Linked DNA regions of Homo sapiens: region 2 is linked to region 1. The links are chromatin contacts, found by Hi-C or POLR2A ChIA-PET in ENCODE. All regions are on one chromosome and are shown on one strand. Each heading gives the region's core, a stretch centred on a gene start or an enhancer-like site at or near the end of the contact. The rest is flanking DNA. Distances are from core to core; before and after follow the strand shown. Region 1 overlaps RAB31 (RAB31, member RAS oncogene family). Region 2 overlaps RAB31 (RAB31, member RAS oncogene family).

Region 1 (7,240 bases), core at 4,741-7,240:
GGTGTCACAGTGAATCAATCTTGGATTGGTAAAAGGTTGTCACGACGGCAGAAAATTGCAGGCTAGAGCAAATTGTCCTATGCCCATTACAGAATCTCAAGTAATGATGGTTGGTTATGCATGGAGGGGCTGAAATAGTCCATAGCATAAGGAAACCAAGCAGGGGTCTCTAAATAGGTCAGAGGGTTCTAACAGATACCCCACCCCCTTCTGCTTTTAAAAGCTCTTGTTACTGAATGGTCATAAAGAGAGTTTTGTCTGCCCCCCACGCTAACCAACAAGACAGGCTTACCAACAACGTGGTCCTGGCAGGCAGCCAGCCGGCCGGCATTTAAATGATGCTTGCTGCTGTGGCAACCCCACGGGCCTTTAATGGGTGAGCGTGGATGCAGCAGCTGAAGGCCAAGTGCATCATGGAAGGCAGCGGTGCAAGCACAGCCCTGGTTCCAATGACTTAACGCCGCCTGGGCCACTGCAAGACCGGTGTGGCAGACAGACCCCCTGGCGAGGAGCTAACTGTGGGGTGGGTGGTGGGATATTGTGAAATGTGTATTTGGTCTTCATCCCTGTTTCCTAAAACCCTTAGAATCTCTGGAGCAAAGAGTATTTTTTGCCTGCTCATGATGGACTGATAGCTGGCAGCCCCCAGGTAGCTTTAGGATGGGGCTGGTCACAGGAAAGACCAAGGCAAGATGGGAGGGTTGGGACTTTTAGCCCCACCACCAATCTCCAGGGAAGGGACCTCCAGGGAAGGGAAGGGGCGGAAGGTTGAGTTGATCACCAGTGGCCATTGGTTTAATCAGGCATGCCTACGTCATGAAGTTTCCATAAAAACCCAAAAGGGTGAGTTTGGAGAGCTTCTGGATAGCTGAACATGTGGAGGCTCCTGGAGGGCGGCGCAGGGGCACACTGGGGAGGGCATGGAAGTCCCACACCCCTTCCCACATGCCTTGCCCTACAAGTCTCTTCATCTGCATCCTGTGTAACATCCTTTATAATAAACTGGTGAATGTCAGTAAGTGTTTCCCGGGGTTCTGTGAGCCACTCTAGCAAATTAATCAAACCTGAGGAAGTGGTCATGGGAACCCTGATTTGCAGCCCATCAATCAGAAGCACAGGACACCTTCCTCCTTGTGCTAGGCCTCTGGAGTAGGAGGAGGCAGCCTTGTAGGACTCAGCCTCCCGCTGTGGGATCTGACATTATCTCCAGGTAGGTAGCTTCACAATTGAGTTGAACTAGAGAACACTCAGAGAACTAGAGAACGCTGGTGTCCGCTGAAGAATCAGTGGCTTGCTTGGTGTGTGGGGAAAACCTCCTGTACATTTGGTCACAGAAGCATTTTGTGTTGTGAGAGTAGACTAGGAGAAAAAACATTTTGTTTTTCTACTCAGGTGGCATGTTCCAAATAAAAACACTGGAAAGAATATGAGTTTAAAGAAATGGATTGTAATGCATGATATAGTTGCATACTATATAAATACATCTCGTAAATTTGGATTTCATTGCCTTAGAATTTCTAAGAATTTGGCCAGGCACGGTGGCTTACGCCCGTAATCCCAGCACTTTGGGAGGCCAAGGCAGGCGGATCATGAGGTCAGGAGATCGAGACCATCCTGACTAACACGGTGAAACTCCGTCTCTACTAAAAATAAAAAATTAGCTGGGTGTGGTGGCGAGCACCTGTAGTCCCAGCTACTCAGGAGGCTGAGGCAGGAGAATGGCGTGAACCTGGGAGGCAGAGCTTGCAGTGGGCCGAGATTGTGCCACTGCACTCCAGTCTTGGCAACAGAGGGAGACTCTGTCTCAAAAAAAAGAATTTGTAAGAATTCAGACTCAGGGTGCAGGATGAATTTACTGCTTAGGAAGATGTAATGTGCTAAAAAAAAAAAAAAAGTAAACAAACTATCTGGATGATTCTTAGCCTATGGAGAGTAAAGCACAGGTTTTTAAGTTTCTTAGATACACTGTATTGATGAGGATACAGACTAAGCTGCTGAAACAGGAGATCCCAGATTATAGTGACTTCAGCTTTTTCAGTCCTCCTGGTGGCTGGTTCAGGGCTTGTTTGGTGGCTTGTGGGGTCATCACATTGTATACTCTCCTGTCCTGTGTGCCAGCACCTGGTCACATGGCCACCCCTGACTGCAAGGAAGATGGGAAAATGTCATCGTTAGCTGGGTAACCAGGGGCCCAGCTAAAACTCAGGGTTCTTTTTCTAATAGTTGAAAGGGAGAGTGAGTATCACAGAGCCCCAGCAGTTTCTCTCCTAAGCATCTTTTATTTTCCAATGAGGACACTGCCAGGCCAGTTGTGTCTTCCTTGGCTAGAGCTTTGATCTGCAAACTTGGAGCTGATTCTGACCTCAGACCCTGGGGTGACGAGAGGAGCTCTATGATTCTAGTTAGACCAGCCTAATGGATGAATCCTGACTCCCTCACTTGCTGTTTGTGTGGCCTTCAGTTCGGCTGTTGAGCCTCTCTGACATTCCGATTCACTGGTAATGATAACTGTCTCACAAAGTCATTGTAACAAGTATTTTGAGAACATCCAGGATAATGCCAGTCATATGATGAGTTTTCAGTAAAAGTTCCTTTGTTCCTTCCTCTATAGGATGAATCATAGAAATCATCTACTTACCTAACGCTTCCAGTGAAACAAGTTAATTTGCTCAGAGCCTGATTTAATTTGCATTATTGCATCAGGATGACACCTCTTTACAGTAAAGTTATTTATACTTCTCCAAATGCAAAATTTAAAATTATTTTGGCTGGACGTGGTGGCTCTCGCCTGTAATCCCAGCACTTTGGGAGGCCGAGGAAGGTGGATCACTTGAGGTCAGGAGTTCGAGACCAGCCTGGCAACATGGTGAAACCCTGTCTCTACTAAAAATGCAAAAATTAGCTGGGCGTGGTGGCGCACACCTGTAATCCCAGCTACTCAGGAGGCTGAGGCAGGAGAATTGCTTGAATCTGGGAGGTGGAGGTTGCAGTGAGCCAAGATTGCACCACTGCACTCCAGCCTGGGCAACAGAGTAAGACTCTGTCTCAAAAAAAAAAATTCTTTTGGTGGGTTAATGTTACCCAGAAGCAGATCATACTGTGCTCACACATCTTCTGTCCACATCATACCAATGCTAGAATAAAGGGGGTAAACAGAAAAACAGGTTTTCTTGGGAAATGACATATGGAAGTTGCTGCACAGGGGTCTCTAATGGCAGAGGTGCCTCCAGGGGGCTTTGATATGTCAGCAGTAGCAGCGCACACTGCAATGCCTTCCTTGCTTGTAGTAAGTGGCCTCTGGGTTCTTAAAACAAGACCCTATTGTGTAAGATGCTGGACTTGGGAAAACCCCTGGCAGGGGCTGCATTGAGGCTGGTGACTCCTGTTGGGGCATTGTGTGCTGCATAGTGTAATAGGCAGCCACTCTAGGCCCAGCATGGTGGCTCACGCCTGTAATCCCAGCACTTTGGAAGGCCGAGGTGGGCGGATCACTTGAGGTCAGGAGTTCGAGACCAGCCCGGCCAACATGGTGAAACTCCGTCTCCACTAAAAGCACAAAAATTAGCCAGGTGTGGTGGCGGGCACCTATAATCCCAGCTACTAGGGAGGCTGAGGCAGGAGAATTGCTTGAACCTGGTGGGGCAGAGGTTGCAGTGAGCCGAGATAACGCTACTGCACTCCAGCCTGGGCAACAGAGTAAAACTCCGTCTCAAAAAAAAAAAAAAAAAAAAAAAAAAAGGCAGCTGCTCTGGGCACCCCTGGATTGTGGCAAACTTCAGAATTGGGTGTCAGTGCTAAGTGACCAAGACAATACCACCGTGGATGGATCACAAGGGCTGGAGTTGCAGAGTCAGAGCTGATGGAGCTTTCCTGCCAGCCACGCACCATCTGTCCAGTGGGAAGTCCTTTCTGTGCTGGGAGGAAGGGGCCAGCAGGACCACTTGTCCTGCGCCAGTGCCAGCCTCTCTCAGCCTGTGTGCAGCACGTACATGTCCATGGCAGCCCTCGGCTGGATCTCAGGGCTGTGGGCAGGGGTGGAGGCCACTGCTAGGCTGTCCTGCTGCTCCAGCAGCCCCCTCAGGGGCCGTTGACTTTTCACAGGAACCCAGGCCTGCCATTGAGGGTGGAGATTTCATTTGGAAATGCTCGCCTCACTTCCCATGCGGTTCCTCTGTCTGCTTTATGAGCGGGACATACCCCTCATCCACTGCCTCATCCAGGTTTCCTGGTGTGGCAGGGTCCCCAGGGACCCAGAGGGAGCCAGGAAATGTGAGTCAGTGGCTTCCCAAAGTGGCTGCCTGGCCTGTGGTGTCATAGGGCTGCTGCTGTCTGCCCTTTGTCCTGTCTCACGCTGTCCCCAGCCCTCCCAGCACTGGCCGTTGAGAAGACAGAGTTGAGTTGACTGTCACTGTTGTCTTGGGGAAGACCACCCGGCAAAGCACTGGCAGGGCTCGAAGTGGGAAGGCAAGGTCAGACTGGATTGAGAGTTGCAACTGTGATTGAAGGCGGTCTTTCAAAGCAGGCTCTTGGTGAGGGTTGGGTAAGAATCGCGATATTGCAGCGCAGAGTTGGTGGAAACAGCAAGCAAGGGTTTCGAGGACTTCAAAGACTCCTAGGGGCAAACTTCTACTGCTTCCTACTGAAGAGTGGATGGGCCTTCAGGGAAGTTCCTGGCAGGAACAGTCCTCCCATTTGTCTGGGCGGATGGTCCGGAAGAGCAAAGACATGCTAATGAGACAGAGGAATAGCAAGTCCCCTTCAAGCCGACAGGAAGGGGCCTCAGTTCTCAGCGCCAGCCTGAGTGTGGGGGCTGCTTGGCTCGGCCTGTTTCCACGCTAGGGACGTTCTACGTGTTTTCTTCTTCATGGCTTTTTGTTTTCTAATAAAAGATGTTTCTATTCATAAATGTTGTAGATGAGGATAATGTCTATTTGTTTTATTTTGGAGGGGCAGGGTTGGGGAAGGCTGAGGAAGGGGGCTGTCTGATTGCTGGCTCATGCCCAATTACAGTTTATTTCCTCCCTGAGTGCCCTCTTTGATGTGGGAAGGAAAGGGAATGAAATCCTTCTCTTTTACTCATGAGCAGTGCAGACGCCTTCTCCGGACAGTTTGGCTTGACCTGTGCAGAGTGCTTTTTCCCCAGCGAAATGGAACAGGAAAGCTCACGGCAGCAAGTGGCAGAGGGGTGGAGCCACAACTTGGCTCTTTTTCCTTCTTCTTTTCCTTCTTCTTCTTTTTAAAAAAAATCCAGTCCACTAAAGCACGAATGTTTTTCAAAGTCGCAAATGAAATACAGTAGGATTTTAAAAAACCAAAGCTGTCTTTCAACATGTTGATGTTCTCGGACTGTAGCAAACATGGTTTGGACTTGTCCATTTAGAAAGCAGTGTAAACAGGCTCTGAAATGCCATTGTACCAAGGGAAATGAGGACATGCGGCAAAGCTTTAAGAATTCAGCCCCTAGACCTGCTTTTGACTGAAATAGTTTTGCTTGAAATAATTTATTTTCCTTGAATTTTTTGATTTTTATTTCTTCAGTTCTGTCTGGTCACCTTCCCTGTATAGGCATGACCAGCACCTGAGGAAGAATGATTAACACATGTACAAATAACTTAAATGTACTCGAAAGCTATAAAACAATATGTGTGTTACTGAAAATAAACAGATAGTGTAATACCTGGATTATAAACATCTTGATCCCTTGAAAATAAAGTATTGCCTTAATTCAAATAATAATACCTCAATGTTTATATAGTGCCTATCTGAAAAGTATTTAAAGTTACTGTTATTTTCTAGATTTCCTGGCGGGTTGATTCACTGGAGGGCTAGTTGGTTAGGGAGGTAGCACCTGAGCTGCCACCCTCTCACAGCTCCCAGATGGACATGGAGTTGGGCGCTGGGTGGGTTTGGGAAAGCTCCTGGGTCCGGCCCTCCCGGATATGCTTCCTGCCCCAGGGCTTCAGGGGATCTGCGTTCTCAGGCCACATGCAAAACCAGTTGTTAATCATCCCTGACACACTCTGAGTCACCACCACCCTCTGGGAAGCCACAGGGAGACCTTGGCTGAAGCCACCGCAGCACCATGTTTCGCCATCTTGCAGCCAAGTCTGTTTATTTGTCTGCCTTTGGCACCTCCAGGACCTCTGTCTTTTGATTGTTGGTCTCAGTTTGCAGACAGATCTAACTGTGGACTCCCGGGTGCGGTCTGTGCCTGTTGGGAAGATGGGCAGCTGACTCACTTCACTGTCATCCCCTCACCCATCTTCTGTGGTCCCAGGCTCCACTTACCTCCTCTATATGACCCTGTAGGCGCAGTGGGTGCTTTAATCATGGGGCACAGTGGGTGCATTAATCTTTCCTCATTTTAGTTTGCATTTTTATTTAGCGGTGGAGTTGCCTCCATGAATTTCTGTTCTCATCCACACCTTTAGTTTTTCTCTTTTTATTTTCCATGTCATAGTAGGAGGAAATTTGGAATTAGCAGAAAACATTACTGAGTATTTCCAGTGGAAAACTATGCATTGTGTAGAGCATACCCTTCCAAGGTATCTGATTGTAGCCTTTGATCCATTTCATACCTCCGTAAGTTGTAGGTAATTGGTAGCAATGCAAAATAACTATTGCCTGTAGACATGCAAAAATGTCTGTTAGCATGGCTAAAATGACCCCCTCCAAGCCGTAGGAAAAGCAAAGTTCGTATTTGTAAATTCATTTCAACATTCCTTTACTCCATATATACTTATGCTTCTCTGACTTCTCCTTTTAACTGGTTGTAACATCTTATTAATTCCCTAATTAATGGTGAAGTCAATAAAATCTTTGACATGTTCATTTTGTATCTGTATGAGAGTTGATTTTACCTTTGATTATTATTTTTAACGTAATATTTTATGGTCCCTATTAAAAATAACAAAGGCACCGTGCTTCCTGGTTAACCAGTGACAAGAATGGGCCCTAACAAGAGGAACTTGGATGCAAAAAGCAGAATGAATTAATCCTGAGGGCTTAAGACATTGGAAGTTTTTCTCTTAATATTGTAAAAATGTGTAGACTCATAAACAACCAATAGTCAAAGAAGAAATTACAATGGAAATTGGAAATTACCTTGAGATGAATGAAGACAAAAGCACAACATTCCAAAACTTCAGAGCAGTGCTCAGAGGGAAACTTATAGCCATAAACACCTACATTAAAAAAAGAGAAAGACTTCAAATCAATAACCCAATTTTACAACATAGGG
Region 2 (7,240 bases), core at 2,352-4,851, 36 kb after region 1:
GGGATGCAAAATTGTTTTCCTGTTCATCTCCCCTTTCCAGTGGGCTCCTTGGCCGCGTGTGCTTTGGCTCTGCTGTTCGGGAAGTGCCTGCTTTTTCATTCTTAGAACGTGGCCTCTGCTTATTTTTCACCCTGAAGATATCAAGTCTTTGTAGGCAATGTATGTCTTTGTCTGTATGTTTTGGGAAACCTGTAGGATTGTTGAGAATGGGAGAGTGTATCAGAAGTGGAGAAAAATCATGGCAGGGAATAAATAGATGCTCAAGAGTACTTGGCTGATAGGCCAGTAGTTGGAACTGTGTAGCTGAGAAAACCCACATTTTGTAGATTAAAAATGACTTAAAGAAACATACTCATGAAAATATCAAGAATTAGGAAAGGTCTGAGATTTTACCCTAATTGCAGCCTGCAACTTGTTAACAAGTTAGCAGTTGTGACTTGTTAGCCTGACTCAGTTTCAGGGATGCTGGCAGAAGACAGAAGACCCCCGAGTCACAGACAGAGGCAATAGCAATAGCCAGAGTATTCACAAAATAGGGTGACATTAGAGTCAGACACCTCACATGCAGGGGGCTGTGTTACGGGAGCGGAACCCCAAGCTGAGGGAACGCAAGTCTTCTACATGGGGCAGTGAGCACATCTGTCCTCAGCTACAGAGAGAGACTCTCCCCTCCAAGGATGCTTGCTGTGCAGGTTGAGCATCCCTAATCCAAAAACCTGAAATCCAGAATGCTCCCAAATCTGAAACTTTTGAGTGCCAACATGACGCTCAAAGGTAATACTCAAAATGCTCATTGGGATATTTCAGATTTTGGAATTTCAGCTTTGGGATGCTCAACTGGGTAAGTATAATGCAATTATTGCAAAATTTAAAAAAATATATATCCACCGGAAGCGGTGGTTCACGCCTGTAATTCTAGCTCTTTGGGAGGCCTAGGTGGGCAGATCACATGAGGTCAGGAGTTCAAGACCAGCCTGGCCAACACGGTGAAACCCCTCTCTACTAAAAATACAAAAATTAACCAGATGTGGTGGCACGCGCCTATAGTCCCAGCTACTCGGAAGGCTGAGGCAAGAGAAGGTGGTGGTTGCAGTGAGCTGAGATTGTATCACTGCACTCCAGCCTGGGCAACAGAGCGAGACTTCATCTCAAATAAGTAAATAGATAAATAAATAAATCCAAAATTCAAAATAATTCTGGTACCAAACATTTTGGATAAGGGATACTCAACATGTACAAGCATCCTTGAAAACACAATCCGGAAAAAAGTGTTTACTTGCAAGATGTGCACGTTGTGAGAGACCATAAAGAATTGTCTCCCAACATAGGCGCGCTTGTATGATAGGTATACTTTTTATGGAAGAAATTGGTTTCACTCTGCTCTGAATGTACTTTTTTCTCTCTCTCTCTTATTTTTCACTTTGTGTGTGTGTGTATGTGTTTTAATAATAAAAAGCAGAACTGATAAGAGTGATTAACTGTGAAGTATGGTTCCAGAAGATGGAGGAGAGATTTGTGCCTTCTACTTTCTAAACTTTTGTTTAAAAATTTTTTTAAAATAAAATCTTTTTGTAATGACCTTTTTTTTTTTTTTTTTTGAGACGGCGTCTTGCTCTGTCGCCCATGCTAGAGTGCAATGGTGTGATCTTGGCTCACTGCAACCTCCGCCTCCCGGGTTCAAGCGATTCTCCTGCCTCAGCCTCCTGAGTAGCTGGGATTACAGGTGCCCGCCACCATGCCCAGCTAATTTTTATACTTTTAATAGAGATGGGGTTTCACCATGTTGGCCAGGATGGTCTCAATCTCTTGACCTTGTGATCTGCCCACCTCAGCCTCCCAAAGTGCTGGGATTACAGGCGTGAGCCACTGCACCCGGCCTGTAATGACCTTTTTTAAAGTAAAAAGACAGTGCATACTCATACCACAAATTATGGGCAGTACATAAAAATGACAAGCGTAAGTGTTAAGCATAGGTATAGGCATCGTAAATAGGGTAGTTACGTAATTTTGGTCACAATCTCTTGGTCAAAGAAAGTTGCTGTGCCAGCCCAGATTAAAGGGGGAGACACAGGCTGCCTTGTGGTGGCAGGAGCCGTGTGTGCATGGAGGGAGGGTCGGGGATGGATTGCTGCTACCATTTTGGAAACAAACACAGTTGACAGTGTTTTGTCTAGTAAATGCATTTCGGTGGTTTGGAGTTTTAAAAAACTTATGTATTACAATTGACCCTTGAACAACTCGGGGATTAAGGGTGCTGAGCCCCGAGTGGTTGAAAAACCACCTATAACTTTTTGTTTTTTTGAGACGGTACTTGGCTCAAAAGTCTTGCTCTGTCACCTAGGCTGGAGTGCAGTGGCAAGGTCTCAGCTCACTGCAACCTCCGCCTCCTGAGTTCAAGCGATTCTCCTGCCTCAGCCTCCCAAGTAGCTGGGATTACAGTTGCACGCCACCATGCCCAGCTAATTTTTGTATTTTTAGTAGGAACGGGGTTTCACCATGTTGGCCAGGCTGGTCTTGAACTCCTGACCTCAGGTGATCCACCCCCCTTGGCCTCCCAAAGTGCTGGGATTATAGGCGTGAGCCACTGTGCCCAGCCACACATATAACTTTTGACTCCCTCAGAATTTACCTGCTAATACCTGACCATTGACCTGAAGCCTTATGGAGAACATAGTCAATTCACAAATATTTTGTAAGTGATGTGTATTATATACTGTATTCTTACAATAAAGTAAGCTAGATAAAAGAAAATATTACTAAGAAAATCATAAGGAAGCGAAAATATATTTACTATTCATTAAGTGGAAATGGACCATCATAAAGGTCTTCATCCTCATTGTCTTCACATTGAGTAGGCTGAGGAGGAGCAGGAAGAGGAGGGGTTGGTTTTGCTGTCTTGAGCGTGGGAGAGGCAGAAGGGATCGAATTAGAAGTGGGCCCATGACATTCAAACCCATGTTCAAGGGTCAACGGTCTATGGAAACTCTCTGCACTTTCTTCTCAGTTTTTCCTGTAAACTAAAAGTGCTCTAAAAAACTGTTATTAGTTTAAAAATTATGTCTTAGTTTTTAAAATTATGAAAAAATTTATACTATGTAGAAATATATAAAATAAAAAGTGAAGTCAGAGGATTTTGCTAGCTCTTCAATCCCGTATTCTTCAATTTACATAACCAATATTTAGAGTCCAAAGTGCATGTTAAACATATTTCTTATAAGTACTTTCTGTGGACATGCAGGTATACAAGCTAAAAATGAAAACGTATCACACTTTACCTAACAAGCCACAACATACATTCCCAGTCCACTTAGGTCCTCCTTATTCTTTTTCACTGCTGGTTGCCAGCCTCTGGGAAACTGAGTCAGGCTGCCAAGTGATGACTGTTAACTTGTTATTAAGTTGCAGGCTGCAATTAGGGTATAATACAAGTATGCCCCGTGCAATATTTGGGACATGTGTATACTAAAAATTTATTAGTTCTTTATCTGAAATTCAAATTGAACTGGCATCCTGTATTTGTGTTTGCTGAAGGTCACAACCCTTACCTCACCCCTCCTTTGGGCTTAAGCCAAGCTGGTTGGGTTTCCGAGTCTTGCAACCAAAGGGACCTCAATAGAAGCAGGCAGTTGTGCAATAGGGCTTACACAGGTGACTCAACTTTAATTGTGACACAGACAAGATTAAAGTCTAATTGTTTTGATTATAAAAGTTCATGTTCGACTGGGCGTGGTGGCTCCTGCCTATAATCCCAGCACTGTGGGAGGCTGAGGCAGGTGGAACATTTGAGCCCAGGAGTTTGAGACTAGCCTGGGCAACAGGGCGAAACTTGGTCTCTACAAAAAAATACAAAAATTAACTGGGTGTAGTGGCATGTGCCTGGAGTCCTAGCTACTTGGGAGGCTGAGGTAGGAGGATCACCTGAGACCTGGAGGTTGAGGCTGCAGTGAGCCATGATTGTGCCACTCTACTCCAGCCAGGGCAACAGAGTGAAATACTGTTCCAAAAAAAAAAAAAAAAGTTCATGTTCACTCTAAAAAAAACCCAAAGAACACAGAATTCATGAAACTAGGAATCTTAGTGTACATACAGTTTTTTTTTACTCTGTGTTTTCTACTTAATATATTTTGAACATTTTTTACAGTGTCACATAATCTTCAAAAACATGTTGAAAGTATTTTTTCTGATTATAAAAGTATTATATACTCATCATAAACAACTGAAAATGAAAAAAACATGAGGAAAAATATTTTAAAAACCCATAATCTACCTCTTAGAGGTAATTACTGTAAACATTTTGTTATTTTCTTCCAGCCCTTTTCTTGTATAAGTGTGTGTATGCGTTATTTATTCAACATCATTTTGTGAATTTCATGCCATTAAATAGTCTTTAAAAACAATTTTTAATGGTTGTATTTTTCACTTCAGGCATTTAGGTTGTTTAAACACTTTTGTACTTTTATAAATAATGTTATGAGGCTAGACACGGTGGCTCACGCCTGTAATCCCAGCACTTTGGGAGGCCAAGGCAAATGGATCACCTGAAGTCGGGAGTTCAAGACCAGCCTGGCCAACATGGTGAAACCCCATCTCTACTAAAAATGCAAAATTAGCCAGGCATGGTGGTGCACGCCTGTAATCCCAGCTACCTTGGGAGGCTGAGGTAGGAGAATCGCTCGAACCCGGGAGGCAAAGGTTGCAGTGAGACGAGATTGTGCCACTGCACTCTAGCCTGGGTGACAGACAGAGTGAGACTCTTGTCTCAAAAAACAAAACAAAACAGAACAAAACAAAACATAAATAAATAATGTTATGATGTACCTCGTTGGGCATAGATACCCATGTATACTGCTGATTATTTCTTTAGGTTAAACTCTTAGCAATGGAATAATTTAGTCCAAGAATAAAAATCTATTTAAGGCTCTCAATGGATATTACCAAATTGTTTTTCGGAAAGGTTATCTCTGTACCAGCTTTAGGTATTTTTTTTTGTACAATTTTTAACTTTATAAAATTGTAAAAGTTTGTATGATTTTGAATTCTATTCTTTTCCTCTAACTTCAAATGTTCGCATTTTCTCGTAGCTTAATGTTTCTTTGTTAAAACAATTTTACATGATGGCAGCATGGTATTGTGTGCTGTTCTTTTTTCTTTTTTTTTATTTGAGACAGAGTCTTCTCTGTTGCCCATGCTGGAGCACAGTGACGCGATCTTGGCTCACTGCAACCTTTACCTCCCAGGTTCAAGCAATTCTCATGCCTCAGCCTCCCAAGTAGCTGGGATTACAGGCACTCGCCTCCACGCCTGGCTGATGTATTTTTAGTAGAGACAGGGTTTCACCATGTTGGCCAGGCTGGTCTCGAGCTCCTTACCTCAGCTGATCTGCCCGCCTTGGCCTCCCAAAGGAGTTTACAGGCGTGAGCCACCGCGCCCAGCCCTGTTCGCTTTCTACCTCGTCCCTTGCTTTTCCTCTGGAGTCAATGTTAGGCTCAGCCCCTCCACCCTTATGTATTGTCTTCTTGATATAATTTAACTTCTTGATTTAAAAATTGATGAAAATTTTCCCTCTGGAATTTTGAGAAAATGTTTTCAAACACCAGTTGCAGAAAAATAAAGCTAGTGGGAACACTTTCTAAGTGACACATGCAGTTTTCCTGGAAGGTGGCATAAATGGAACACTTTTAAAACGTTTGAGTGCTTTCCCAAAAGCTGGTAGGTTCGGTGGGCTGAGGAACTGGCTTATATTAATATATTTGTTTTGTTCAGCCTTCACAGTGCTGTAAAGACTTTAAGCCAATAGAGAATCAGGAGACTGGCACGTAATAAACTTGCATTCCTGGTTTCTCTTGAAAAATCAGTGGGTTTGGAGCCCTGGTGCCCATTCCCATGTGGTGGGAGCCAGCCGGTGCCACTCCGCATGGGTGGCCAGGCCTCCCGGCTTCATGCCATTCCCGCTAGGTATTGTTACTATTATGTTCATCAGTATAAACGTTCACACCTAGCCTGCTTCACTCATTTATATGTCCTGCCTGGTCCCTAGACATTTCAGTTCCTGGCCCTGGCACTGCCTTCTTGGCGGTAACCCTGCTGGCCACCCCCAGGCCCAGGGCGGTTAGGGGACTTGCCTAGGTGCACACAGCCCGTGAGCAGCCCACTCATGGCTCACACCAGTGAGTCCACTCTCAAAGCCCACCCTTGTTCTTCCCACTGGAATCACACGACCATTGGTACAATGCCATGGGCTGTAAAATGCCATTGCTTCAGCATTAAAAGAGTTAACTCTTATGGCCTCTCTGACTCACACTGAAAAACCTTGGCTCTGCTATTCAAGCAGATTGCATTAACATCTTGAGTGTGTGTGTATGTGTGTGTCTCCCTTTTTATTTCAACTTTTGTAAGGAAATTGTGTAACTTCTCTGCCAGATTTTGGTTTCCACAGATAATGAAGTCAGTTTATCAGGGCCAGTGCGCCTCCTCCACCAGTTTGGAGGGTAATCTACACAGAAGAAAAGATGCCTGAGGTTCTTATTTGTTTATTTGTTTGAGACAGGATCTTGCTCTGTCACCCAGGCTGGAGTGCAGTGACGCAATCATGGCTCACTGCAGCCTCCACCTCCCAGGCTCAAGTGATCCTCCCACCTTAGCCTCCTGAATAGCTGGGACCACAGGTGTGAGCCACCACACCTGGCTGTTTTTAAATTTTTGTTTTTAATTAAATCTTTTTATTTTTGTGGAGATGAGGTCTCACTGTGTTGTTGCCTAGGCTGGATGAGGTTCTTAAGATCAAAAGCTAGCAAAGACTTAAAAACCAACAACAAATCTCAGTCAACAAAAAAAAGCAATGATTGTCGTGGTCCTCATTTCAAATACTGAGAGTCTTTCTCCTAGTGGCGAGAGATCAGGAACACAGAGGGATATGTGTGTGTGTGAGGTGTGCCTTCCTACTATTACTAAAGTTGCTCCTCACAGCTCACTGTGAACCAAGGGGAATTTCGCAGGTATCCATTTCCCTATATGTCCCTACAAACACCTTCTATTCAATGCAGAGTAGGTATTGGCCCCATTTCACAGAACAGGAAACCAAAGGGCTTTACGGGCTGGTTCATTGAGTCTGGCAGTGAGGGCCTCTGCTTCCTCTTCCTGGTTAGGCCACTGCACTCTTCTTTCACCAGGAACCAGGCAGTCTTCTGGGATTTTGGTTCCCCCCCCTTACCTGCACTGTGGAGGGGTTGGACTGGATATT

The links. Hi-C counts contacts between places; a loop is a spot of excess contacts on that map. ChIA-PET counts read pairs that join two places held with the same protein, here RNA polymerase II (POLR2A). Pooled maps may share reads with other maps.
Region 2: a map of CD14-positive monocyte shows a loop between it and region 1 (2.9-fold over the local background). The contact joins two enhancer-like sites. A Hi-C loop is called at or near these places in 2 of 168 maps with a recorded cell type or tissue (CD14-positive monocyte and IMR-90) and 2 of 50 pooled maps. POLR2A ChIA-PET finds 5 or more read pairs at or near these places in 4 of 52 experiments (AG04449, AG04450, H1 and 1 more).

The regions. Positions count from the first base shown.
Region 1 is chr18:9,737,666-9,744,905 of GRCh38, forward strand. All of the region lies in intron 1 of RAB31 (RAB31, member RAS oncogene family), which reads left to right. Among named protein-coding and RNA genes, the nearest start is that of RAB31, 33 kb to the left of the region's middle. RefSeq lists an enhancer at 5,867-6,161. Within about 2 kb of position 5,991, at least 16 of the 41 ENCODE cell types and tissues checked have a DNase peak (open chromatin) inside an H3K27ac peak, as active enhancers do; they include CD14-positive monocyte, where a contact is called at or near this core.
Region 2 is chr18:9,776,175-9,783,414 of GRCh38, forward strand. The region is part of intron 2 of RAB31 (RAB31, member RAS oncogene family); the gene reads left to right. Among named protein-coding and RNA genes, the nearest start is that of RAB31, 71 kb to the left of the region's middle. Within about 2 kb of position 3,602, at least 2 of the 41 ENCODE cell types and tissues checked have a DNase peak (open chromatin) inside an H3K27ac peak, as active enhancers do; they include CD14-positive monocyte, where a contact is called at or near this core.